Regions from separate parts of the Homo sapiens genome. Here regions 1 and 3 are each linked to region 2. The links are chromatin contacts, found by Hi-C or POLR2A ChIA-PET in ENCODE. All regions are on one chromosome and are shown on one strand. The core of a region is the stretch at or near the end of the contact, and the rest is flanking DNA. Distances in the headings are between cores, read along the strand shown. Region 1 overlaps LOC105370115 (a long non-coding RNA gene). Region 2 has its middle 110 kb from the start of SPATA13. Region 3 has its middle 34 kb from the start of SPATA13.

Region 1 (3,296 bases), core at 341-2,840, 84 kb before region 2:
TTTTTTTTAACATACAATTCTTCAAGAATAAACTTGATGCCATTGTCAGCAAACTGAACTGCCACCCAGCTTTACTTTATGTTTATTTTCCTTTATACTTCTATTTACCTATGGCTTCTGGTAAGGCATCCAACCTAATTATTCACTAGATTTTTAGTCAACACTTAGTATGTACCAATCCTTGTTTTCATCACCAGGAGCGCAAAATTGACAACGCTCCTTGAGGCATTTGATCTAATTGGATGGCATTAGATGGCTCATGTCTAAGTGATTTCGAGTGCCCTCTCCTCTCCTTGGGCCTTTGGCAATGTCTGTAGGTGTTTTTGATTGTTATAAATAGGGGTTAAGGAACAAATGTGCTCCTGGCATCTGGTAGGTGGAGTCCAGGAATGCTGCCAAACATTCTGCTGTGCACAGAACAACCCCCTAGCAAAGAACGATCTGACTCCAAATGTCCATAGTGCTGAGATGGAGAAACACCGCCTAGAAGGAATGATGAACACAGAAACAGATGAGTCTGAAACAAGGGGATAAATACAGTAAAAAATTGATAGTCTATTACTAGAGTACCATTAGTACTGTTAGTGGCTCTTCTATTAGTAGAAAGCTTGTTTTTGAAGATGTATTCCTTCCTGTATAGTTCCATAGCTACATTAAAACATTTTTATCGTGGAAGATTTTAAGCATGCAAAAAATAAAAGAGTTAAACTCATTTTCCACCTTCAGCCATTACCAACTTCATCAATTTTGTTTCATATGTACTCACCCCCTCCCACTTTGACAGGTTATTCTAAAACAAACTTGCACATCATATACTTTAATTTGCAACCACTTCAAGTGTATACCTCAAAGAGATAAGACATTCTTTTCAAAAATACAACTCTTTATTTTTAATCACAGCAAAAACATTCCTTAATGCATGGATACATTCTTTACATGACAAAACAAGAACAAAAACAAAAGACCCCATGGGTTTTTTGGTTTGATGTTATTAAGACATCTGTCCCATCTCCCTCCCTGTATCTTTATCTTGAGTTGAGCAGGAGAGGTATTGAAATCTTTCTTCTTTTATGTATCTTGTTGATTGGTGGCATATCTATCAGAGTACTCCATGCTGACCGACGCTACCTGGGCAGTGATTTAACCTGCAAACTTTGCCGATTTCTGTATGTTAGGGGTTTGGACCGGTGCTTGTTTTAGTGTGCCTGGCACAGGATTTTTGTCTGACTTGGCCCCAGCCTGCGCACTGACTGCCCATCCCGCACCCCATGACCAAGTTTTCCCTGGATACATGATTTTTTTTAACTGGCAGGCCCCCAAGTGATACTTTTCTCTGTCTTTGTACCAGTTGATTCTAACAACAGACTTTTTCTCTGGAGACTGACATCCCTCACAGAATGGTGGCAACTACCCTAATGGCTTTTAAAGGGTCAACCCTTGCCTACCATTTTAGAAAGCAAATTTTGTTCTTGAAAGATGTTCAGAAACAAATGGGGGAAAAAGCAAGCAGTAAACAAATGTATAAGAATATGCTAACAACTCAGAACAAAACTGAAACCAAAAGTTCATTTACCAGGATCAGAAACACAAACAAAGACTTTTTATCTATTCTGGCAAGTCATTTCTAGTAAAAAGACAGTTTGCGTGACTTGCCAGAATACATAAAAAGTCTTTTATAGTCCCAGAAGGGATACGAGAGCCTTTACTACAGTGACTTAACCCACTCAGGTCCTAAATAAGCTCAACAGACAGCTGCTATCAAAGGAAGGAAGCCTGACCTGAGAGATGTACCTGGGTAGAAAAAAGGCAATCCGCGGAAGTACAGCTCAATTGTGTGTACCTCGTCTTGTCCCAAAGGTTGCCGATCTGTTTTAAAGGTACCCTTGTTTCATCCCACTTCTGACCACAGAGTATGTCAACCTAAAAAAAAAGACACTTAAGAATCTTACTTCCAGATATGTTGAATTTATTCAGGAGTGGAAAAAGTGGTTTATCAGAGATTCACAGAGTGGCAACCCACAAGTGCCATCTGCTGAAAGGTAAAGGGACGCTTTTTTTTAGCAGGAAGAGAGAGGTTCATGTAACCTACTTAGGAACAGAGTTTATTGGTTCCAAAGGCATGAAGTCAGAGTTGTCATCAGTTTATCGGCGGAGATGCTGTTACTGGGGCAAGTATTCCTTAGAGTATTTTATTGGAATTATTACAGCCCTAAAGAGTGTCTAGTAATGCACTTTTTTTTTAGTTAAATGAGATATATTATTACAATTAATTTTACCTACTTTCTATTTTTCTTTTTTTTTTTTTTGAGATGGAGTCTTGCTCTGTCACCCAGGCTGGAGTGCAATGACACAATCTCGGCTCACTGCAACCTCCACCTCCTGGGTTCAAGCAGTTCTCCTGCCTCAGCCTCCCAAGTAGCTGGGACTATTGGCGTGTGCCATCAAGCCTGGCTAACTTTTTTGTATTTTTAATAGAGACGGGGTTTCACTGTGTTAGCCAGGATGGTCTCGAACTCCTGACTTTGTGATCCACCGGCCTCGGCCTCCCAAAGTGCTGGGATTACAGGAGTGAACCACCATGCCCGGCCTTTTTAAAATTATTATTATACTTTAAGTTATTGGATACATGTGCAGAATGTGCAGGTACCATGGTGGTTTGCTGCACTCATCAACCTGTCATCTACATTAGGTATTTCTCCTAATGCTATCCTTCCCCTAGACCCCCACCCTGCGACAGGCCCCAGTGTGTGATGTTCCCCTCCCTGTGTCCACATGTCCTCATTGTTCAACTCCCACTTATGAGTGAGAACATGTGTTTGATTTTCTGTTCCATGTGTGTTTGTTGAGAATGATGGTGTCCAGCTTCATCCATGTACCCGCAAAGGACATGAACTCATCCTTTCTTATGGCTGCATAGTATTCTATGGTGTATATGTGCCCCCATTTTCTTTATCCAGTCTATCATTGATGGGCATTTGGGTTGGTTCCAAGTCTTTGCTATTGCGAACAGTGCTGCAATAAACATACATGATGCATTTTTTTTTTCAGACTGAGTCTTGCTCTGTTGCCCAGGCTGGAGTGCAGTGGTGTAGTCTCTGCTCACTGCAACCTCTGCCTTCTGGGTTCAAGCGATTCTCCTGCCTCAGCCTCTGGAGTAGCTGGGATTACAGGTGTGCACCACCACCCTCAGCTAATTTCTGTATTTTTAGTAGAGACGGGGTTTCAACATGTTGGCCAGGCTGGTCTTGAACTCCTGACCTCAAATAATCTGCCCACCTTGGCCTCCCAGAGTACTG
Region 2 (3,618 bases), core at 817-3,316:
CATTCATAATTTCGTGTAATAATACATATAAAATTTACATCCTACAAATATGGAATATATAACTTTCTCTTATTTTTTTCTCCTTTGTACTTTATAAAATTTCTAAAATTCAGTTAGGTTCTTGATGATGAAAACATTTCAGATAGTTCAGGAAAGTAGAGATTTTAGAGTCATCAGTCTCTGATCAAAATTAAAAAAAAGATAAATAAATTGTATAAAGACCCAAGCTGAACCGTTTAATATCAGAGTGCACTCTCATAAAGTGTCCCTAAAGCAAAGGAGAAGTCAAGGCTGAAATTCCAAGTTAAAGAAATAGTAATTCAAACTAGAAGACCTTGTAGCAAATTTATCGCATCCAGGAAAAGTTGTATTTAGAGGAAATAGCTTCAGATAACTTCTTTATTATAGAAGAAAATTAAAACTACAAGTTAGAATTCATGTTAGGAAACTCAAAGAAAAAAATGACAAAACAAAACAAAAGGACCTATGAAAAGGAAATTAATTGGGATAGGAACTGATATTAATGAAGTAGACACAGGGGCTACCAAATGGTTACTTAAATTCAGGATTAAGGTTAAAAAGATAAGAAATGTCTAAAGTCTTCTAACCCTGGACATGATGAGGAGCCTAGAACAAGTGTATTGATTCTCCAGTTGTTTTATCTCCTTTGCTGTAAAATATGAACAACAGCAGCAGTAACAACAGCAATACCGTTGTGCCCAGCATGACAACATTTTAGTCACTGATGCCTCGCCTACAGGACAGCAGCCCCATGACATTATAATACCACATTTCTATGCCTTTTCTACATTTGGGTGTGTTTAGATGCACGAATACTTACCATTGTGTTACAGCTGCCTACAGTACTCAGTACAGTAACGTGTGCAGGTTTGTTGCCTGGGAGCAATAGGCTACAACGTGCAGCCTCGCTGTTTGGTGGGCTACATTATCTAGGTTTGTGTGAGTACGCTCCGTGTTGTTCACACAGCAACAACATCGCCTACATTTCTCAGAATGTAGCCCCATTAGTAAGAAATGCATGACTAGACCTAAGAAGGTGTTGGTGGTCACAGTAACGTTTAAAATGTAACATGCTGTAATGCAACTTAAGCAGTACATGCAATATCTAGGAGGCCTGTATAGGGAGTCTGTAATATACATGCAATGATACCAACCTCAGGCTACTAAAAACACGAAACTGATGGGCTGTGAAGGGAGTGGATGATCTGTTTGTCAGCAAGGCATGTGCACCACATGTGTAAATATCCTGAAGAAAGTACCTCAAGTGTCTGTCATGCAGCCAACAGACAGTATCTGCAGGGCCCTTTACAAACCAGGAAGAGGGAAATCGGATTCTTTCCATTTGCAGACATTTTCAGACTCGTTCTTTCTTTCTTTTTTGAGACAGAGTCTTGCTCTGTCGCCCAGGCTGGAGTGCAGTAGCACAATCTCAGCTCACTGCACCCTCTGCCTCCCCGGTTCAAGCAATTCTCCTGCCTCAGCCTCTCAAGTAGCTGGGATTACAGGTGCCCACCACCACGCCCAGCTAATTTTTGTATTTTTAGTAGAGATAGGGTTTCACTGTGTGGCCAGGCTGGTCTCGAACTCCTGACCTTGTGATCCACCCACCTTGGCCTCCCAAAGTGCTGGGATTACAAGTGTGAGCCACCATGCCAGGCCTTTCAGATTCTTTCTGAACCATCTGGGGAAGTCACAGTATTGATAATGGCCATGAATTTATGAGAAACTGTTAAGTATAATAGATATTAAAAAATAGAAAGTTGATTTTTAGTTGGTAACAAAAGACTAAAATCTTTAATGCACTCTAGTTCCTTGAAATCTGATAATGCTGACGAGTCAGTTTCCGGAGCCAAATTTCCCCGCTTGACTCATCCTCACAAGAAATCAGATATCCTTGTTATAAGAGGAGAGCATCAACACAAAACAAAAACAGCACGGATGGGCTGCCTCATGCTGTATAGGATTCGAGACCCAGGAGCCATAGCTTAGGGGCCACTGTCCCTGGTCAGGCACACAGACAGGAAAGGAGGAGGGACCCAGCTGGCATGTGGCTGGAGCAGCACCCAGGACACAGCATGGCAGCTGGCCAGGTCTCAGCCCTGGACAAGAATCCACAAGAGGCGAAGGCATTTTCTGTGCTGTGCCTCAGCCAGAAGTTCCAATGCAGGGATGTGGAGGCATTTTCTAAAACTTGCCTTTGTCTTGCTCCAAGTGCAGGCACCATGCATAATGCTGACGAGCATGGTCTGTGACTCCCGCGCTGGCAGGACTTTATGGCCAAGGTGCCTCATGCCACCCACCACGTGTGGTAGTGGCAGTCATTTGTGTAACACTCAGACACCCAAATAAAGGGGCAAGCATCCTAAACTGGTGCAGCTTTACTGTCCTGGGAGGCCTTACCCACTTCTCAAAAGAATGTGCTATTTGCTGACTTCAGTACTAAAATATCTGAGTTGTGTTACCTGAGGGTTTTCCAGCTGTTTTTGCAGGTGAGTGTACTGTGAGCTAAGCAGGCTATAGACCCATATCTGCCATCCACCAGCTGGGTAGCTGTGGGAGCACCTCTTTCCTTCTCCGGATTTCCCCCACCTTTTATGAATGTCACTGAGCAAATGAACTCCAAGTGAGCACTGCTGGGGCTAGCCTCCTGAAGTTTTTGGAGACCCTAGTTCTGCTCCCCAGTCTCCACGCAGCACATACCTTGTTGCAGTGGCCACCTGACCTTCCAAGAGGACATGAACAGCAGGAAGTGATTTCCAATCACGTTGGACATGCTGTGCCTGCAGCCGGCAGGACTTCCTGGTCCTGGCATTTCAGGTGAATGACCCTTGTCTGGGGTTGAAGATGAATCTTCCCCAGGTCCTCTTAAGGACTGCCTGGCATCCCTCCCTATCTCCTTTCAGCCACACCAGGTACAGCCTGCCAGGCTCTCGCCTCCAGTTTCACACATCCTTGCACCTGCCTGGGCGATGGCACTTGGGACATACTCATGCACACCCAACCCTTAGGGGAGGAGATTATGCCCAGTGGGTGGTCCATAGAAGGAAGCCAGGGAGTAAATGCTTCCTCCGTCTCCCTGCTGGTCTAGTAGAGTGGAGCCAGCGGAGACAATGCTCCCTGTTTGGGGATGGAGGGGTGGGGACTTAGGGGCAAGGGGAAGCTGAGAAGAGATTACACAGAGGAGATGATATGAGGCGAATCTTCAGAGGTGGGAGCTTTAGGGGGGAAGTGGTAGCGATTGGAGTCAGAGGCAGCAGTGCTATCAAAAGTCTAGGCTGCAAGAGCCTGCTAAGAGTTATGTTCTCCAGGGCAGGGCAGAGGGAGATGCCCAAGGGACAGAGGAGGCAGTGGCCGCCAGCCTGGGGTCCTAGGAGTTCCCCGGCACCTGTTCCTCCTCCTCAGCCCCGGCCCACCCCTGCAGCTCCTCACCAGGTTCAGACGTCCTGGCTCTGGTCCTCCCACCTCATCTGTGCACCTTGCCAGTCCTTTGGCTTCCTCTGCGTGCACTGAAGCCCTACCAGCTGGTGAGGAGTCCCTGTGTTTGGACGCAGGGTTTGGCTTCTTACACCAGCATCCTGTGCTGTGTCCAGGCTCCTC
Region 3 (3,636 bases), core at 993-3,492, 77 kb after region 2:
CATTCATAGGGTCAGAGCGGGTGGTGGCAGACAGGAAACATTAGAGAATGTCAGGCAAGGCAGGGGCTCTCCCCGGTATTTCTCCCAATGGCCCCATTGTCTCTCCTCTCTGCCATTTGTTTCCTTTCTCTCCAACCCCTGGACCCATACCCTCTGTGAGGCTCTTAGTTTCTGCTCCCGCATAACATCAGCTTGCGTGGAGAGGCCGCTACACTGGCTCTGGAATCGGTGCTTAGTGGCTCAGGGCTCACGTCTCTTGCTTTCTTCAGCAGAGGAGCCTGGGAGTTGCATCTCCTAACACGGCGGGAGAGGGAGGAGCCCCTTGACTTAGAGTAGGGAAACTTCCTGTCATTCCTAATGAGACTCACCTTATTGTCTTGGGAAAAGAAACTTAGGACATTTCAAGCCTCAGAGTGTAGGCAAGAGGCAAAGCAAAGGCAGGAACCAGGGGGCATGGAGGGTATGTACTGCAGGTTTCTCCTTTTCCACACCTCCTTCAGCATACAGAATACACATGATCCCTTCAGGGGTCGTATGGACCAACCTAAACCACCCCCAGCACAGTTTCTAAAATTCACCAACCAAGTGGTTTAAGGAGCGAGGGAGAATTAAGCAGAGTTCTCAGTTCACCTAGTGAGAATTACTAGCCAAGGAATTCTTCCTTGACTTAGGTGAGATTGTCAAGATTCAAGGGATGGACGTTTTTGTTGCTCAGGAGCAGGAAGGAGGCAAGAGTTCATTTTGGAGGTGAGGAATAAGGAGGAGGGCAGCCCAAGGAAAGTTGCGCTTTGAAGGAGCAAAAAGGAACCAGGAGGCAGAAGGACACAGGAAGCCTAGTGCTGTTGTTGACAATAGGTGCTCATTAAACTTCTGGTCAATTAACTGGAAGAGTAAGGAAAAGACGAATGGAAGGCAAAAGGGGGCCCACTCTGGAATGTGGATTTCAAATGTTCCCTATTGCCTATGCTTTTCCCTGCAGCTGAGAGCAGCTGCCTTTGGCTCTGCTCCTGGCTTGGGCCCTGTGGTTCTTGGGGAGGTACGAATAGAGCAGGGGAGCCAGGAGCCCTGTATCAAACAGGCGAGAGTCTTGCATCTTCCTTTCTGATGCATTCTAGAAGTGATGAGAAAGCATCTTCCTCCACTCCCAGTCTGTTGCAAGATCCTGCTGGAATTCCACTCACTTCTCTGCCCTCACTTGCTACAGGGACTTCCTCTCCAGGATGAAGTCATGGGGGCAGGAGCCATGGGGAGCCTTTGCGGCTGTGACCCATGATTGAGTCTGGGGGAGGGGTAGCTGGAGGTGGGGTACAGCCTAAGGCCAATGAAACAGTTTTTCACAGCATTAACTTAATGGGAAATGGAGGGACTCACAAGCAGATCTTGGACTTATGACTGCCACACTCTGCTCTGACCTGTGGGGCTGACAGATTGCTCCTCAGTAGATGTTGGACTTGGGTAACTTTCTCCTTCATGTCCCTTAAAACCCACGACAATTGTGTCTATTCTGGAGTTTCCCTGGCAAGAGAAAGTGAGCGAAAAATAAGCATTTACGTATATATATTTGTGTGTGTGTGAGAGAGAGAGACAGACTCCCAGGGCGCAGGACAGAGACAGGTTCTGTCACTCAGGCTGGAGTGCAGTGGTATGAATATGGCTCACTGCAGCCTAGAGCTCCTGGGCTCAAGGGATCATCCCACCTTAGCCTACTGAGTAGCTGCAACTACAGGTGTGTGCCACCATGCCCAGCTAATTTTATATTTTTTTGTAGAGATGCAGTCTCACTATGTTGCCCAGGCTGGTCTCAAACTCCTGGGCTCAAGAGATCCACCTGCCTTGGCCTGTCAGCTTGGGGATTTGGTTACAGGCATGAGCCACTGCACTCAGTCCATTATTTTTATTATTAACTTAGCAGCTCTAGGAATCTTTACCCTAAACGTTTTCTCTCTCTAGAGATCATAATGGGAAGACTGGAGATTGTGAAATCAAACAAAAATGGGTTTAAATCCTTTCACATTTGTTATCTAATGTGTGGTCTTATCTCATCTCTCTGAGACCAGTTCCGAGGTTTGTATAATGAAGTTAGTAATATTACCTCCTTAAAGCATTGAGGATTTAAGTGGAGAATACCAGTGTTGAGGTAGAAATGCCAGTCAATCCTGGCAGGAAGGGGGATGACTAGAGGACTGTTTAATAAGGGAGTTATTTACAAAGGTGTGGCCAGGGTAGGAAGCAACAGGGACAGAGCTTACCCAGGCTGGTAGCAGTGAGGCCACCCTCTCCAGCTCTGAGGGGGTGGGAGTAGGGCATTGCCAGAACCTGCCTTGCAGGTACTGTGTGACCTTTAGTCAAGAGACAAAGCCATCCCACAATGACACCAGCAGGGAGGAGTTGACAACCAGCGTCATTTCCTTCTCTCTCCCTCCAGTTCCCTGCCTGGGCTCCCTCCCCATTGCTGAAATCCAACCAGAGGCCAGAGGGTAGGGGAGCCCCCGTAGGTAGTCTACTGAGAACAGCCTCTGGGGACAGCAGCTGGAGAAGGGTGAACCATAGAGTGAACCAAGGAGACAGAAGATCTCCAGCACAGCAAGAGCTCAAGAAATGAGATGACTGTGATGAGTCATTCAAGTTCAGTTTAGAGCCTTCCAGCCCATAGCTGGTAAGTTTCTTGAGAACAGGCATTTTTGTTTTCTCACAAAGCATTGGTAAATCTCCATACAGATAATATGCGCCCATCAATGGTTGCTGAACAGTGATCAGGTTCTGAAAAAAAGCAAAAAATACTGACTTGTGAGCAAGTTTAACATTTGAAGTTCAAAGACAATGGTATCATAAATTTAAATTGCACAGCAAGGAATAAAAACAAGACAGGCATCAAGTCTGGTACAGCTTCATTTATTTCTTACTCTTCCTACCGAATTGAGTTTGCATCCAGGTACTCCTCATGCCTCCGTTGGCAGAATGATGATGTAATGAACGAACAGCATTTACAGTAAATGACAGCAAATTGCTCTGTAATTCAAGGGCTAACCCATGTGCCACACAATGATCTTTTGATGTCTGTGAATTTCTTCAAGGTGGGTGGGGAAGCTTTTTGCTTGTAGGGAAGGCTCTGGATGGACTGAGCCTCTGACATATCAACTGTAAATCCTGGAGTCCTGGGGCTTTATTCGGAGGAAGAAAGCACCTTCTACAGGCAGCAGTAGAGTGGACTGTCCCAGAATCGAGCCCACTGCCCTGAGAATTGGACTCCACAATGGCCAGTTGGACATTGTCCTTGTGCCCGGAGGGGTGACCTACACGTGGGACAGGAAAGGACATTGTGGCTTCATCACCAGAAATGCTCTGCCAGGTCTGTCCTTCTGGAACTTGCCTAACCTGCTCTGCAAAGGTTTCAAGATGTTCTAATGCATCCACTTTAATTTATTCAAACCCCAATGTACGGTCAGATTTTTCTGGCTTCTGGCTAGCTAGGTGAAGAGAAGGGTGTTGCTCAGAGGTAATTAAATGGTGGGGCAGAGCCATTAGGAAAGTGCATGGGTCCAGGTCATGCTTCTCAGGCCTCAGGTAGCTTTCTGAGAATAGCCTGTCTTTCGGCATCCCAAACTAAGGCCTCCACAGCCACGCCGGGCCCCAGAA

Evidence for each region. A loop is a pair of places that touch in the nucleus more often than their neighbours do. ChIA-PET counts read pairs that join two places held with the same protein, here RNA polymerase II (POLR2A). Pooled maps may share reads with other maps.
Region 1: a map of CD4-positive, alpha-beta memory T cell shows a loop between it and region 2 (2.8-fold over the local background). The contact joins two enhancer-like sites. A Hi-C loop is called at or near these places in 1 of 168 maps with a recorded cell type or tissue (CD4-positive, alpha-beta memory T cell) and 5 of 50 pooled maps. POLR2A ChIA-PET finds 5 or more read pairs at or near these places in 3 of 52 experiments (activated T-cell, common myeloid progenitor, CD34-positive and endothelial cell of umbilical vein).
Region 3: a map with no recorded cell type shows a loop between it and region 2 (2.1-fold over the local background). The contact joins two enhancer-like sites. A Hi-C loop is called at or near these places in 2 of 168 maps with a recorded cell type or tissue (cardiac septum and posterior cingulate gyrus), 4 of 37 single-sample maps with no recorded cell type and 9 of 50 pooled maps. POLR2A ChIA-PET finds 5 or more read pairs at or near these places in 3 of 52 experiments (AG04449, Panc1 and activated CD4-positive, alpha-beta T cell).

The regions. Positions count from the first base shown.
Region 1 is chr13:23,965,166-23,968,461 of GRCh38, forward strand. The region is part of intron 4 of LOC105370115 (a long non-coding RNA gene); the gene reads left to right. Among named protein-coding and RNA genes, the nearest start is that of C1QTNF9B, 69 kb to the left of the region's middle. Within about 2 kb of position 1,591, at least 5 of the 41 ENCODE cell types and tissues checked have a DNase peak (open chromatin) inside an H3K27ac peak, as active enhancers do.
Region 2 is chr13:24,048,490-24,052,107 of GRCh38, forward strand. It overlaps a transcript of SPATA13 not described here. Among named protein-coding and RNA genes, the nearest start is that of SPATA13, 110 kb to the right of the region's middle. Within about 2 kb of position 2,067, at least 12 of the 41 ENCODE cell types and tissues checked have a DNase peak (open chromatin) inside an H3K27ac peak, as active enhancers do.
Region 3 is chr13:24,124,974-24,128,609 of GRCh38, forward strand. It overlaps a transcript of SPATA13 not described here. Among named protein-coding and RNA genes, the nearest start is that of SPATA13, 34 kb to the right of the region's middle. Within about 2 kb of position 2,243, at least 5 of the 41 ENCODE cell types and tissues checked have a DNase peak (open chromatin) inside an H3K27ac peak, as active enhancers do.